2 separate regions of the Homo sapiens genome follow, and region 2 is linked to region 1. A link is a contact called in ENCODE Hi-C or POLR2A ChIA-PET data. All regions are on one chromosome and are shown on one strand. The core of a region is the stretch at or near the end of the contact, and the rest is flanking DNA. Distances in the headings are between cores, read along the strand shown. Region 1 overlaps ZFHX3 (zinc finger homeobox 3). Region 2 has its middle 27 kb from the start of ZFHX3-AS3.

Region 1 (7,182 bases), core at 2,948-5,447:
CAGCCGCACATCAGAATCCGACAGTAAATGAAACCACAACCTCTGGGGGTCAAGCCAGGCAGGCGTAGTTTTTTAAAGGCCCCTGGGCTAAGAGTCGCTGGATTACGAAATCAGGATCATGTCAGGGGATCATGAAATCCATGCTGTGAGTACAACCAGCATTTGTAAAACAAAACAGAATTGAATGTAATAGAAAGCATCAGAATGTAGCACCTGCAGTAAGGATAAAATCATTCTGCACAATTTCTGTTTTAGTCAAATATACAGAATATCTAGCTATATGTATGTGCTGGGTCACTCATGTAAAATGCATTTCTTTTTAGATTATCGTCAACAAAGTTTAAAAGTCACTGCCCTAAAGAAGCAAGGACGTTATCCTGCGCATAGCGGGTGCTCAAGGACGTGTGGCTTGTACATGGGACAGGAGGAGAGAAGCAGGTCAGAGCTTCTCTCACTGGGAATATGTTCTGCCACCAAAAATGTGGTTCTCAGGGCGGGGGACAATCAGATATGGGACTAAGTAAGCATCATTCAGACAAAGACGCTCGCCCAAGGATAAGGGAACGAAAGCAGGAGAGGAGCCTCTAGGGAAACTGAGGGAGGAGGCGACTCGGGGCTGCCCCTAATCTTTAAATTTCTATGTTTAAGATTCCGTCTTTTGGCCGGGTGCGGTAGCTCACACCTGTAATCCCAGCATTTTGGGAGGCAGAGGCAGGCGGATCGCCCGAGGTCAGGAGTTCGAGACCAGACTGGGCAACTTGGTGAAACCCCATCACTACTAAAAATACAAACATTAGCTGGGCATGGTGGCATGTGCCTGTAGTCCCAGCTACTCGGAAGGCTGAGAATCGCTTGAACTCGGGAGGGGGGGGTTGCAGTGAGCTGAGATCACGCCACTGCACTCCAGCCTGGGCGACAGAGTGACACTCTGTCTTAAAAAAAAAAAAAAAATCCATCTTTTGCCATCAAATCATCAGGCGACACTTGCTGATAGTCTACCTAATATCCCCAAGACCCTGGGAAGGCTACAAAGTTGGGTGAGAATAAACAGATCCCACCGGTAAGGATCTTACAACTAAGCAGAGAAGAAAGACCACTAAAAATATGGTCTATCATAAGAATGGGAAAGGAACAAGGCATTTTGATGAGAGTGCTGGGGAGAAAGAGCAGTGATTTTAGTTGGCAGAATTTGGGCGGACAGAGCCGAAACTCACGGGTGGCCAGCAGCACGTGGGAATTTTCAAAGTAATTTGACACCAGCTGCATGATCTTGCCAGGGCTGTGTCTCAGGGGTCAGTACAGGAACAGAGCTGTGTGTGAAGCTGATGGTAAATGACCTGGGCTGCAGAAGCTCTGCAATGACCTGGTCCACACAAGCCATCCACTTTACACCAACATATGCCTTAGGGCTCTACCTTATGAAATGCCAAGTGTGCGCATGAGGCTGTTGTACCTGTTCTAGCACAGGGCAGAAGCACGGCATGCTCTGCTGGTACCCTATGGTTCAATATTTATTGAGCTGGTGTCACACACTGTTCTAAGCATTAGGGACAGAGCTGTTAATGGGGCAACGTAGGTCTCTGCTGTCTTGGCAGACAACTAAATTAATGAACAGACAAGAAAAATAAATATAATCACTGTCAATGCAGAGAAGTTATCTTGAGTGAAGTGATGGTGTAGCTCCTTGAGACTGGGTTGTCAGGGAAAGCCTCTTTGACGACCAGATATTGAATGAGAGCTGAATGTCAAGGTCAAGGAGGTACATACACTCAGTAGAACAGCAAGTGCAAAGGCCCTGTGGCAGGCGCCAGCTTAGCATGTTGAATGAACAGAGAAGGCTGCTGTGGCTGCAGTGTAGGGGGCAAAGGGGAGAGGGTTGTAAAATGAGGTCAGCATGGTGGGAGGAGTTCAGATCACAAAGGAGCTTGTAAGCCACAGTACAAAGGTGAGCTTTTATCTTAAGTGAGGTGGAAAGCCTTTGTGGGGTCTTTGCAAGAGAGTGATATGACCTGATTTTCCTCTTCGTAAAATCCCTGTATGGAGAGGGGATTGTAAAGGGCAAGAGTAGAGGCGGGGGAGAGTTGAAATACAGAGAGACGATGGGGGCTGGCCTGGGAGGGTGGTGGTGCAAATGTATTTTTGAAGGAAGCACCCACAGAACTTGCTGATGGTTTGGCTGTAGGGGAGCAAAAGACAAGGAGCCCCACAGATAGTTCCCAGCTTTTTGGGTTAAGCAAATGATATGCTGGAGGTGGCCCTAACCGAGATGGGGGAGCCCATAAGCATTTGGGGGTTCTGGTCACAGAGTCCTTTCTGCACCATGCTAAGCCTGCGGAGTTCATTCTCAGACATTCGAATGCAAATGCCAGGTGGGGAGCTGGATACAGGAAGAGGCCTAGGCTAGGGACAGATTCAGATGTCATCAGAAAGTAGATGGGGTTTAAAACCACTGGACTGAATGAGATACTTAGGGAGAGTTACAGACAGAAAAAAGAAGGGGCTCTGGGACAAGCCTGGGGGCATAATAACACTCATCGTGAAGTCACAGAAGAGAAGCCAACAGAGATAGACAAAGGGCAAGAGTGGCAAAGGCGGCTGAAAGGTCCGGCGAATTAGGACACAGCCGACAGAGTCAGCAACACAGAAACCACTGGCGACCTGTCCTACTAGTGGTGAAAAGTGTCACTTCTGGATCCAGCAACTGGGAGGGGACATGGTGAGTCAACTCCCAGAGTGGGCATGATTCAGAGTGAGGGGTTGCTGGGCAATGCGGCCTTGGGCCTTGGGTGCCAGCCCCCATGGAGGACCAGGTGACTTCCATGAGTACAGGCTGCCAGCTTCAGGGCCACCGCCATGCTACACCCCGCAGCTGCTCCCACGCCACCTGCAGAAGGCAGTACCTTTCCATCCTCTCTGTTCCACTTCTACCACTGCAGAGGGAAGGAAGGAAAACACCATCTCCTCTCACTTCCTGACCTTCCTCCTCTGCCTCCAAGAGCCTTTTTTTGGTTTGTTTGTCCTATGCACGACTTTTTCAGTTTTCCAACAATCACTGGTGTCCTATACTTCTTAACCCTCCACTTGTAAAACAACACCTTTCAGACACTCCTCAGCTACTTTTCTTGCAAAGAAACTTGCTGTCAGTAAAGACAAGAGAGTAAATGGAGAGAAACGGATAACCACCTGCTGATGTCTACTTGTGCTGCATTCTTGAGAAACTCACAAAACTGAAGGCAATCCAGGTCCTCAAGAGGTTTACGAACCAGTTGGTGAAACCACCTAGCACATGACGCAGAGACCAGCGTGGTGCCAAACAGTGTGACACCCGTGTGGGGCAGAGATGCCGTGTGTGGGTACAGCAGCTGGAGAGACAGTTCTGGAAAACCAGGGATATGTCACTAGAGCATAAAAGATGGACAGGAAATATGCTCTTCCTTAAAGTCTGATTAAAAAATAAAAGATACTTTCCAACAGGGCCCCGTGCCCATCTCAGCAACGCAGGGCGTGTGTAACCAAATCACACAGAAATGAGCACTTAAAATGACATCTGTTGGATTAATTAGCTGTGTAATTAGTCTCCCCTCAGCGGAGCTGGGCTTTGTGGCTGTTGTCTGAAATCTCCCCAGGTGACTTGATTCCAAATGCCACACTCCAAGAGGAAGAAAGCACAGGCCAGGAAAAGAAGACAGGCGTCCGAATGTGTTTGCGGGAGGCAGCGGGAAGGGAGAGGGAGTTTCTGGAGAATTTGGTGGGTCCCTCGGGAAGCTAGCTAGAACATCAGGGAGGAATAGCCATCCACAGAGGTGTCACTCGAGAACTCACCACCTCAGAGCAAATCGGCACGCCCCCAAGGCATGAGTTTTGGATAACCCCAAAGCACTAAACACTCAGAGACATGAATTAGGGCGGCAAGACCCTGGAGGTGAAGAGAGCCGAGTATGGATTCCGAGTTGGACACAAAGAGACGGGACAGAGGTCAGAGCTCTTGTCCCTGGAGGAGTTGTTTGGTCTTCCTCCGCTGACAGCTGCAGCCATCACTAATGTGAACCCAGTCTGGGCAAAAAAAAATTAATAATGAAAATGGTCAGAGCCTAATCTGAGAACCAGAAAGTGAACAACCACGCACAAACAGAAGTCTCCAGCCAAATCACTCCCCACAGTGCTTCCTCAAGCACAGCTGGCTTCGGAGTCACACTTGCTGACTCATGTCTAGGACACATAGCCCTGGGACCCGCGCCACTTGGCCTGGCTCACTAGAGGAGCCGAGGAATATTCCCCATGCTTCTCTATCTATAATTATTTTAGAAAACAAGAGACATGGCGGTAGAGGGGAAGTATAGAAGACAAAGGCACAGGAGCTATGGGAGGACCACAGTGAAAACCATCTTGGAGCAGGGGACTCCTCAGCTGGGGACGAGCCAGTGGGGTTACCTTTGATCTCCCCCACCCCCATCTCGAGGCACAGAGTACCCTCCACAGAGCAAAAACATCCGATGCTGCTCAGAGAACCTTCCTGGGCCTGCGACAATGAGCAGTTCGTAAAGAATCTGGAACATGAAACATTCAAATCAAACAAGCCCTGTTCGAAACCAGCAAGACATGTTCTAAAGCTAGATGGAGCCACTCTGCTAAGACACTCCCTGCCATAAACACAATCGGAGCTCCTCCCAGATCTTCAGTAGCGCCAACAGGCATCTGCAGGACCACTGCAGTGACACAGACTCGCTCCCAAGGGCAAAAGGGGTCTGGGAGCAAACACCAAACCCCGACATTATCATTCTCATTGTCCCGAAGGCCCATAGATACAGGCTGGGTGCAGTGGCTCAGGCCTGTAATCCCAGCACTTTGGGAGGCCCAAGTGGGCGGATCACTTGAGGTCAGGAGTTCGAGACCAGCCTGGCCAACACGGTGAAACCCTGTCTCTACTAAAAACACAAAAATTAGCCGGGTATGGTGGCAGGCGCCTGTAATCCCAGCTACTTGGGAGGCTGAGGCAGGAGAATCACTTGAACCCGGGAGGCAGAGGTTGTGTGCAGTGCTGTGATCATGGCTCACTGCAGCCTTGACCTCCTCGGCTCAAGCAATCCTCCCACCGCAGCCCTCTCATGTAGCTGGGACTATAAGCACCACCACACCCTGATAATTTTTTTATTTTTTGTAGAGATGAGGTCTGGCTATGTTGCCCAGGCTGGTCTTGAACTCTCAGGCTCAGCTGATCCTCCCACCTCAGTCCCCACTGCAGCTAGGACCAGAGGTGTGTGCCGCCACACCTGGCTAATTTTTTAAATTTTTTTATAGAGACAGGGTCTGTTTATGTTGCCCAGGCTGGTCTTGAACTCCCGGGCTCAAGTGGTTCTCCTGCCTCAGCCTCCCTGTGTTGAGTTTACAGGTGTGAGCCATGGCCCCAAACAAGTTTTTTAGTAACACATTACACATTCGTGAGCCTGAGTCTGTACAAAATCCTACTTCAATGGCCAGCACAAAATCAGTACTCCACAAATGTTGTTGACCCAGGGAACGAAGACCCCTTCCCAGTGATTTCAGTCTCCCAGAAGCTGCACAGGGAAATCTGGGAAATCCTGTGCCTCTTGGGTCCTGAGGGCTGGGGTCTGAACCCATGGGAGGAGAAGAAGTCAGGGTAGCCAATGCAAGGATGCCTTCCACCCAGAACCCAGACTTCTGTCTCATTCTGAGGGGCAGCAGGAAGACACGGATGCCCCGGTGTGACACGTGCCACCAAGAAAACTCCACAGAGGTCAGCTCAGAAGGGGTTAGAAAGGTCCAGTCATCCTCCAGGAAGAGCATACTGCCAGCGACAGAAGACAGGAAGAGAGACTCAAAAGGAACAGCAGGTGGGTGTAAACCCCTTCAGCAACCCCAGTGCACAGGCCGGCCCTGCCAAGGCAATGTGGGTATCACTGTTGACCTAAGAGACTGGCTATGCTTTGGAGGCTCTCATCCTGAGTCCGGGAACATGCTCCACTCATTAACAGGTTACAAACCAAACACTATCAGTAGATAAACATTTCTAACCTTCTAACTAGTTTGCCTTTTACAGAACCAGGAGGGGGACCCTAGAGAACATCTCCTAATCATTCTTGATGATTAGTCCCAATTTAAACCTACTCTCTGCATTCCCTATTAGCGACCTATACACCATAGGCACACAGGGTCTCCCACGCACTGTGAGCAATGCTCACGTGCTGTGAATTTTCATGGTCTACATATAAGTAACCAGTGCAGGAGGAGACCAAGAAGGCCTGGAGTGAACCAGGGGCAGCTTCAACATCTGGCCAAGTTGCTGGTGACCGAACCAGGCCTCCTGATGTCCACTGTGTGACGCAAAGGCATTTCAATAAAAGGGACTCATGAAAAAAATGACTGAAAAGTAAGTTTGAACAAACAGCTCTAGAGAAAATTTCAGATTTCTTTATAGGAAAGCATTTTACTTAACACACAAAATGTGAATATTGGATAGGACACTTTTCTATAAATAACAAAAACTGGATATCATCATTAGAGGCATTTGTAAATTTCTTTTGTTGGGAACCACTGGAAGAAAACGGGTTTCACAAACAAGGAAGCCACATAGCTCTCTTTACACTTCTATAGAGCCTGCTGGCAGGTCATTATGAACAAATTTCTAGGCTATCCAGAGGTAGAGCTGCTAAACAAAACACGGGATGCCCAGTTAAATGTGAATTTCAGGTAAGTGTAAGTATAATTTATGAGATACACTTACACAAAACATCATTGTTGCTTATCTGAAATTTACGTTTGGAGGCCAAGGTAGGAGGACCACTTGAGCCCAGGAGTTTGAGACCAGCCTGGGCAACATAGTGAGACCCTGTTTCTATTTTTTTTTAATGTCATATAAATTTCTTTTTATACAAAGAAAAAGAATGAAATTCACATCACTGAGAATTCCACAGTTTTCTTTGCTGTATTTGCCAACACCATCCCAAGTCACCACCCTAATGTTGCTAGTTTCTACAGTCGCCAGTATTTCTATGAGTGACAGATTTTCTGCCATTAGAAAATTTTAACTTTCATTCTACATCCCGGCTGCTGTAAGTGCTAAAAATCAATTTCTGTTAAGTATTAAATATATACTTACTCAATACTACCGAAATGGTTTTCATAGTAACAGCCTTTCCCACCCTACACTTACTAGTATTTACA
Region 2 (6,952 bases), core at 1,098-3,597, 270 kb after region 1:
GCTATGGCAGGGGAAGATGTTCGGGCTGCTGGAGTCGAAATGACTACACTGTAATGCTGAGACTGGGCCAACCAGATGGTGCTGAGGGAACCAGACAGGAATTCCACAGCAGGAAGATGGACTTCGGCCCCAGTCTAGCTTTCCAGGCTCACCTCTCTGCTACCCTCTGCTCCAGCCACACTCCACTGCTCGTTGGCCTTCTTTCATGTGATGCACTTTTCACATCTCTTTGCCTTTGATTTTGCAGGTCCTTCTCTCTGGAACGACCACCTCCTTTGCTCTCCTCCACCCCCATCAAAGTCATGACCATCCCACCCACCTTACTGTGCTTTTATCCCCAGCCCTCCTGCACACTCTGAACTACCTGGGGTGCCACAAGGCTTCATCTTTCTTTCTTTCTTTTTTTTTTTTTTTTTTTTGCCTCCACGCCTTGACATAACTTTTTTTTTTCTTTTTCGTTCCTATCTTCTACCCTCTTCTTGATCTTCCCAGCCTAGTCTTCTAAATTTAGCTGAAGCATCACCTCCTCCTGGAAGCCTTCCCTGATCTCTCCTTTTAATTTAGGAGACCCTCCCCCATGCTCACACAGCCTCTTGGTGCCTATTTTATCAGCATCTACTCCGTCGTCCAGGAGTCACTGACCCACACGTGTATCTCTTCCATATGCCTGGAATGGCCTTGAGGGTCGAGACTATGCATCAACTGACTTTGCATTCCTTTTGCTTACTGCCAGGCACTCAGTAGGAAGGGTGGGTGGAGAGATAAATGGCTGGAAGGAAGGAAGGATGACTTAATCCTTCAAGGCCCTGCTTTCATGTCACTTCCTCTAGAAAGTTCCATGGCCCATCCAGTCCTCTTGTACTTTACATACAGACATTATTTTTTAAAATTCCCACAATTTGACTTGCATTATGGATAGGCCCTGCTTCTCTCTTTCAATAGAGCGTAAGCTCTCTGAGGTCAGAATTCAATCTCCATCTTTATATCCCTAATGATGCCTTGTTCCTAGTGGGTGCATATTTGTTTCTGTTCCATAAACATTTATGGAAAATTATTTGGTACCATTAGGCCAGAAAACATGTGAAAACCATTCAAACAAATTCTGAGCTGGACAGGAGACTCTTCCTAGCTTTGGATATTTAAAAAGCTGGTCCATCTAACCTGAGCTGGGTGGGCTGGGGATAGGTGAATGCTCATAGTAATAATACTAGCTAACACTTACTGAGCACTTACTGCAGTATATAGGCTGTACTAAGAGACTTATGTGTATCAAATCACTAATTTACAAATGCTCAGTGGTACCTGGGCATGACTCCCATTTGAGCCAGTGACAATTGTCCATCTATACCTCAGGGGAGAGAGTTGGGTCTGGTGAGTTTCAGACTGGTATATGAAAGCTGGAATTGTTCTAAGAATTAGCAGAGAGCTTCATCAATTGCTGTCTGCCTGCACTTGAGTATGTTAAGCCAAAATTACTTTGAACTCTGTTAACCTATGATTTTACAACTTGAATGGAAAAGATTCCTCTCCGAATTTCAAGATTTTTTTTTTAGTAAATAAACAGTTGGTTTTTAGACAGGAAAGAAAGACAATTGAGGTGGTTTTCTCCACTGCAGTGGTCCCCAACTTTTTTGGCATCAGGGACTGGTTTCATGAAAGACAGTTTTTCCACGGACTATGGGTCGGGGGTAGGGGGAATGGTTTGGGGATGAATCAAGCGCATTACATTTACTGTGCACTTTATTTCTATTATTATTATAGAAATTATTATTTCTATTATTATTATATTCATTATAATATATAATGAAATAATTATACAACTCACCAAAATGTAGGTTCAATGGGAGCTCTGAGCTTGTTTTCCTGCAACTAGCGGGTAATGGGAGACAGTGACAGATCATCAGGCATTAGATTCTCACAAGAAGTGCCCAACCTAGATCCCTCGCAAGTGCAGTTCACAATAGGGTTTGTGCTCCTGTGAGAATCTAATGTCACTGCTCTTGTGACAGGAGGCGGAGCCCAGTGGTAATGCGAGTGACGGGGAATGGCTGTAAATACAGATGAAGCTTTGCTTGCTCACCTGCCACTCACCTCCTGCTGTGTGACCTGGTTCCTAACAGGCCATGGACTGGTACCAGTCCCTGAGGGAACCCTGCTGTCTTGGGAGCTCTATACCCCTTGTATCAGGAACCTTCCACCTTGCAAGGATATAGTGCAGATTAAACACAGCAAAGAGCATAAATAGCCTAGCACAACACTTGGATGGGGAGCTGTTGCTAGTTGAACCTTCACAATAACCTCAGCAGGGTAGTCACGGCTTTCCTCATTTTAAAGAGGTTGAAAGTGCTACAAAAGGAGTTAGGCAACTTGCCCATAGTCGTTGCATGAGTAGACTGCTGAGTTTGGATTTCAATCCATGCTTATCTGAGTCTGTATTAACCATTAACTTACAAGGGAGCCTAATCTTACTACTACTAAATTGTTTTATGACCCCAGGAAGGTGATTTCCTCTCTGGGCTGCAGTGTTTATTGTGGGGTAAGACACTAGCAAGTGGAATAACGAGTGTGGGCTGCTCAGAGATTCAGAGTCCTAGGACTCCAAGTGACCCTGATTGATGGTCTGGACCATACTCTTGAGTGAAGGGCTGAGTCCCAAAATGTAGGTATCTAATGCAATTTCAGAGGCCTCTCGAGAAAGGGTATATCTAACCCACCTTGAGATCTCACAGGGTTGTTACTAGAAATAACTAATAAAAAAGCCTAGGACATGTCCAAGTGCCACAGTGACAGATATGACTATACATAAATTAGTCTTGCAGAAAGCTACTTGCCTGGGGTCATCATAAATTTCTGATGGCGCAACACAAGACTGATTGTATTTACTTTTGCTCTCTGTTGGGTTCAGAAGTATGATAGGCCAGTAAAACGATTTAGTTAGCTGGTAAATTATCTGCAAGATTGATTAAAAATAGGAAGCGAGCAATTGGCAAATTGTCAATGCACAGAAAAAAGAATCCTCAATAACGAGATCCAGAGATTAAATTAATTTAACATGGGGCACCATTTGAGGAGGATGTTTCATTGAACTCTTGTGATATTATTTGGACTGAAATGACCGCGTGTGGCTGTGAGTGTGTGTGTGTGCGTGAATGAAGCAGCTTTGTAACATGGTGCTCATTTTGGCTTTCAATTCAAGATTAGGAAAGCAGTAAAAATAATACACAAGGGACAGCAGTCCTTAGCGCTCATCATTCTAAAAGAGATCATTTGGTGGAAATTAGAAAGAAAACATCAGCCTTGTAATAAATTACTCTGAGTATCCCAAGAATGGAAAGCTGGCTTCTATTGTTCCTTCTTCTCATAAATGATGTGCCCAGATTATACCATCACTCTAACATGATTATGTATGCAAATGATGCAGACAGTTATACAATTTACAATTTGGCTGAAATTGTTAAAGAACTGGCAAATGGACTTTGACAAATCGCAATTTGAGGTTTTAAAAATGAACTTTTATCACAGAGCAAGAAAACAACGGATATTCTGCCGTGCTTATGTAAATTCTTTGGGCAACATACAATAGAGATGCGATTGACTACATTTTAAAAACTACCGTCAACTCTTTCCTGTGGTTGGGAAATGGATAACTCAAATATTGCTCTGGTTGAATCAAAGATTGAATTAATAGGGAATTATCATATATACCACACATGGATTACCAATTTTAAAAGAATTAGGCCACCAGAAAATACATTTAATTTAATATTTCTTTGATGAGTCAGAGGGCACTTCAAGATCTTGCTGTGCCCCCAGGTCATCATTATGAACCACTATTGATACTGGGGAGGCATGGGAGATAGTTAATGAAGAGATCTGGCCAACACAACACAGGAAAACAGGGAGTCTGCTGTTTTAGACATTTATGTCAGGGTGTCTCCCTTTCAATTTTGATCTCTTTATATCCCTAGGGAAGCTTAGAGTTCGCTACTGCCTTTCTTATCTAGGCCAGAGCTTGGTTACATCATAGTAAGATTTCTCAATATTTTCTCATTCAGAGATTCATACTGGCATCTGTAGTCTTCTCCTTTATCAACATGTATTCAGTATTTTTTTTCCAATTAAATACATTTACAAAAATTCTCCCACCCATTTTTCTTTTTCCCCACTACACATGGCCACCATCTCGATATACAATTAAACAGAATGCTCAGAAAATATCTATTTGTAGGCCGGGCATGGTGGCTCATGCCTGTAATCCCAGCACTTTGAGAGGCCGAGGCGGGTGGATCACTTGGGGTCAGGATTTCAAGACCAGCCTGGCCAACATGGTGAAACCCCATTTCTAATAAAAATATTAAAATTATCCGGGTGTGATGGCGGGTACCTGTAGTTGCAGCTACTTGGGAGGCTGAGGTGGGAGAATCACTTGAACCTGAGAGGTGGAGGTTGCAGTGAGCTGAGATCACGCCACTGCACTCCAGCCTGGGTGACAGAGCGAGAATCCATCTCAAAAATAAATAAATAAATAAATAAATAAATAAATAAATAGAACTAAAATAAAATAAAAAATAAAAAAAAGTACCTATTTATGCAGAATGGTAACAAGGGAATTGACTCAGTCCCTGTACTCCAAGGTTTACTATCTCAAATATATTGATGATCATTTATAAAGGCTGTCAAGAACATTCATGAAACTTAAACCCAGAGGAAAGAGCCAGCAAGCACTAGACGACACACGGTTCTAGAGCTTCTTGACCAATTAAATAAGGGCAGTTTCAAGTTCATTCTTCTGTTACTGCTCTTTTATGAAGTAAACGTTGTTCACTTTCCTCTTAAATTACAGGGCACAAAATTAGACTGTGGCGGGGTGTTTACCAATGTAGGATATAATGAGAAGGCTACCTGTGGTTTCAACATTCTGTATTTCTAGCCAGAAATATTTTTAACAGTGACCAGTTGGTTCATTTGGTTAGTAAATAGGTAATAATAAAGCCAAAAGAACGACAGCAGTACCCCTTGGGCCAGTTGGCTTCACTCATTTAATAACTAGAGTAGACATTAAGGTTTGACTCCAGCACAAGTTAGCCATCTAGAAAATAAGTGGCTCACTAGAGAGGCGATATCAGTGGCCAGCAAATAATATTTGGGAAAATAATTTTGACATCAGTAAAAATCAGAATCATGCAAATTAAAATAAGGGAACATTTTGTCCATTAAGTTACTTGGGAAAAGAGAAGGTGAGGGCAGAGAGGAGAGGAAACAGTCAGTAATAAGTAACAATAAGTAAGAGACAGAGAGAAAACCCAGTACTGGCCTGGAGAAGTGAAATAGCCACTCTAACATGGCAGGTGTAAATTGCGCCAACGTTTTGGAAGAAAAAAATTGGCAACAGAAGAGCCAAATGTATGTCCGTGCCCTTTGTCTCAGCTTTTCTACTTCTGAGGAATCTATCCTACAGACTTGTGGAAGCTGTCATTTTCCTCCAGAACATTCTCTGCACTATCTCCTAGACTTTAACATTAGGAGTGGCGTTTGGATGACAAAAGCCTCCAAGAGCAAGCTGGATGGTTCCATTTTTGAGAAACAAGGTTCAAACAAGCAAGCAAACAACACACAAAAAGCCTCTAGTAAAGAAAAAAAGATTTATGTCTGCCCCAAAACGTTCCTAGCAACATTATTTGTTTTTGAAAAAGTATAAGCAATATAATAACAGTGGGATAGTTAGCAAATTATGTTACATCCATATGATAAAATATTATTCTGTAAGAAACTGATGTTTGTGACAAGTTTTCCACTGACACAATACATGTTTCTCATATGAAAAACAGAACATAAAACCATGTACACAATATATCATGGGTGCCAAACAACATGTGTAGATGGAGAAAAATATACCAACGTCATAGGCAGGATTATACCAGATGGTGACAGGAAGAGTGACTGAATTCTTCACAGTTTTCTAAATTTTCAAAGATTTAAATGAAAATAACATGTTAATTTTCATAGTTGGAAACATATTTACATCTTTAAAAATAAGGAAATTTAAACAAAATGAGAAATGTTTATAAAATAGCATTAAGTGACAAAAGTAGGAGTCAAGATGGAAAGGCACAATATGCTCTTATCCAGGCAAATATGCCTGTAAAACAGACTGAAAGTAATACACTGCTAAGAATGCTACATAGGTAGCTATCTTTGGTTGGTAGGATTAGAGATGCCTACTTTTCTGTACTTCCCCCAAGCCATGTATTACTTTTATAATAGGAAATAATGAATAAAATACTTGGGAAAGAAAATGTTATTTTGCAAAATGAATCTAGTGAGAGTGTGCAGATAAAACAGTGAAAGTCTTTTTATCAGTACTGCCCCAAACAACTTTGAAATGCCACGTGGCAGTAACTCATCTGGTAGATTAATAATATGTATCATCCTTTTATTGGGTTTTGCCAATGCAATTGCCATTTTTTTTGTAAGCAAATCATGGTCAAATAATGGCAATTTCATACAGTTCAACCCAATATATGAGGAAGAAATGGCCACTTATAAAATTAATTATCATACTCTCTACTTTTATAGCCTCAAAGCCAAGGCCAAACAACACAAAAACAAGAGTTTTTGTTTGCGTGAGTTATATCTACTAATATATTAGAGATTGAAATGGAGAAATATTTTAAAAATTCATTTAAAACTAAGCCCATTGCATGTTAATATAAGTAATATATTTCAGTGAAAATGATTGTATTTCCCAAATAAAAATAATTTAGGAGAGGAATAGCATTGTCTTAGTCTGTTTGTGCTGCTAGAACAGAATACCATAGCCTGGGTAATTTATGAACAATAGAATTTTTCCCCCATGGGTCTGGAGGGTGGGAAGTCCAAGGTCAAGGCGCCTGCAGGTCTGGTGTCTGGTGAGAGCCTGGTCACTGCTTACAAGATGTTGCCTTGAATGCCG

The links. A loop is a pair of places that touch in the nucleus more often than their neighbours do. ChIA-PET counts read pairs that join two places held with the same protein, here RNA polymerase II (POLR2A). Pooled maps may share reads with other maps.
Region 2: a loop to region 1 is called in a map of IMR-90, with 2.5 times the contacts of the local background. The contact joins two enhancer-like sites. A Hi-C loop is called at or near these places in 4 of 168 maps with a recorded cell type or tissue (IMR-90, esophagus squamous epithelium, gastrocnemius medialis and 1 more) and 9 of 50 pooled maps. POLR2A ChIA-PET finds 5 or more read pairs at or near these places in 1 of 52 experiments (BJ).

The regions. Positions count from the first base shown.
Region 1 is chr16:72,934,799-72,941,980 of GRCh38, forward strand. The region is part of intron 3 of ZFHX3 (zinc finger homeobox 3); the gene reads right to left. Among named protein-coding and RNA genes, the nearest start is that of ZFHX3, 110 kb to the right of the region's middle. RefSeq lists enhancers at 1,732-2,026, 4,052-4,346. Within about 2 kb of position 4,198, at least 25 of the 41 ENCODE cell types and tissues checked have a DNase peak (open chromatin) inside an H3K27ac peak, as active enhancers do.
Region 2 is chr16:73,202,509-73,209,460 of GRCh38, forward strand. It overlaps a transcript of ZFHX3 not described here. Among named protein-coding and RNA genes, the nearest start is that of ZFHX3-AS3, 27 kb to the right of the region's middle. Within about 2 kb of position 2,348, at least 4 of the 41 ENCODE cell types and tissues checked have a DNase peak (open chromatin) inside an H3K27ac peak, as active enhancers do.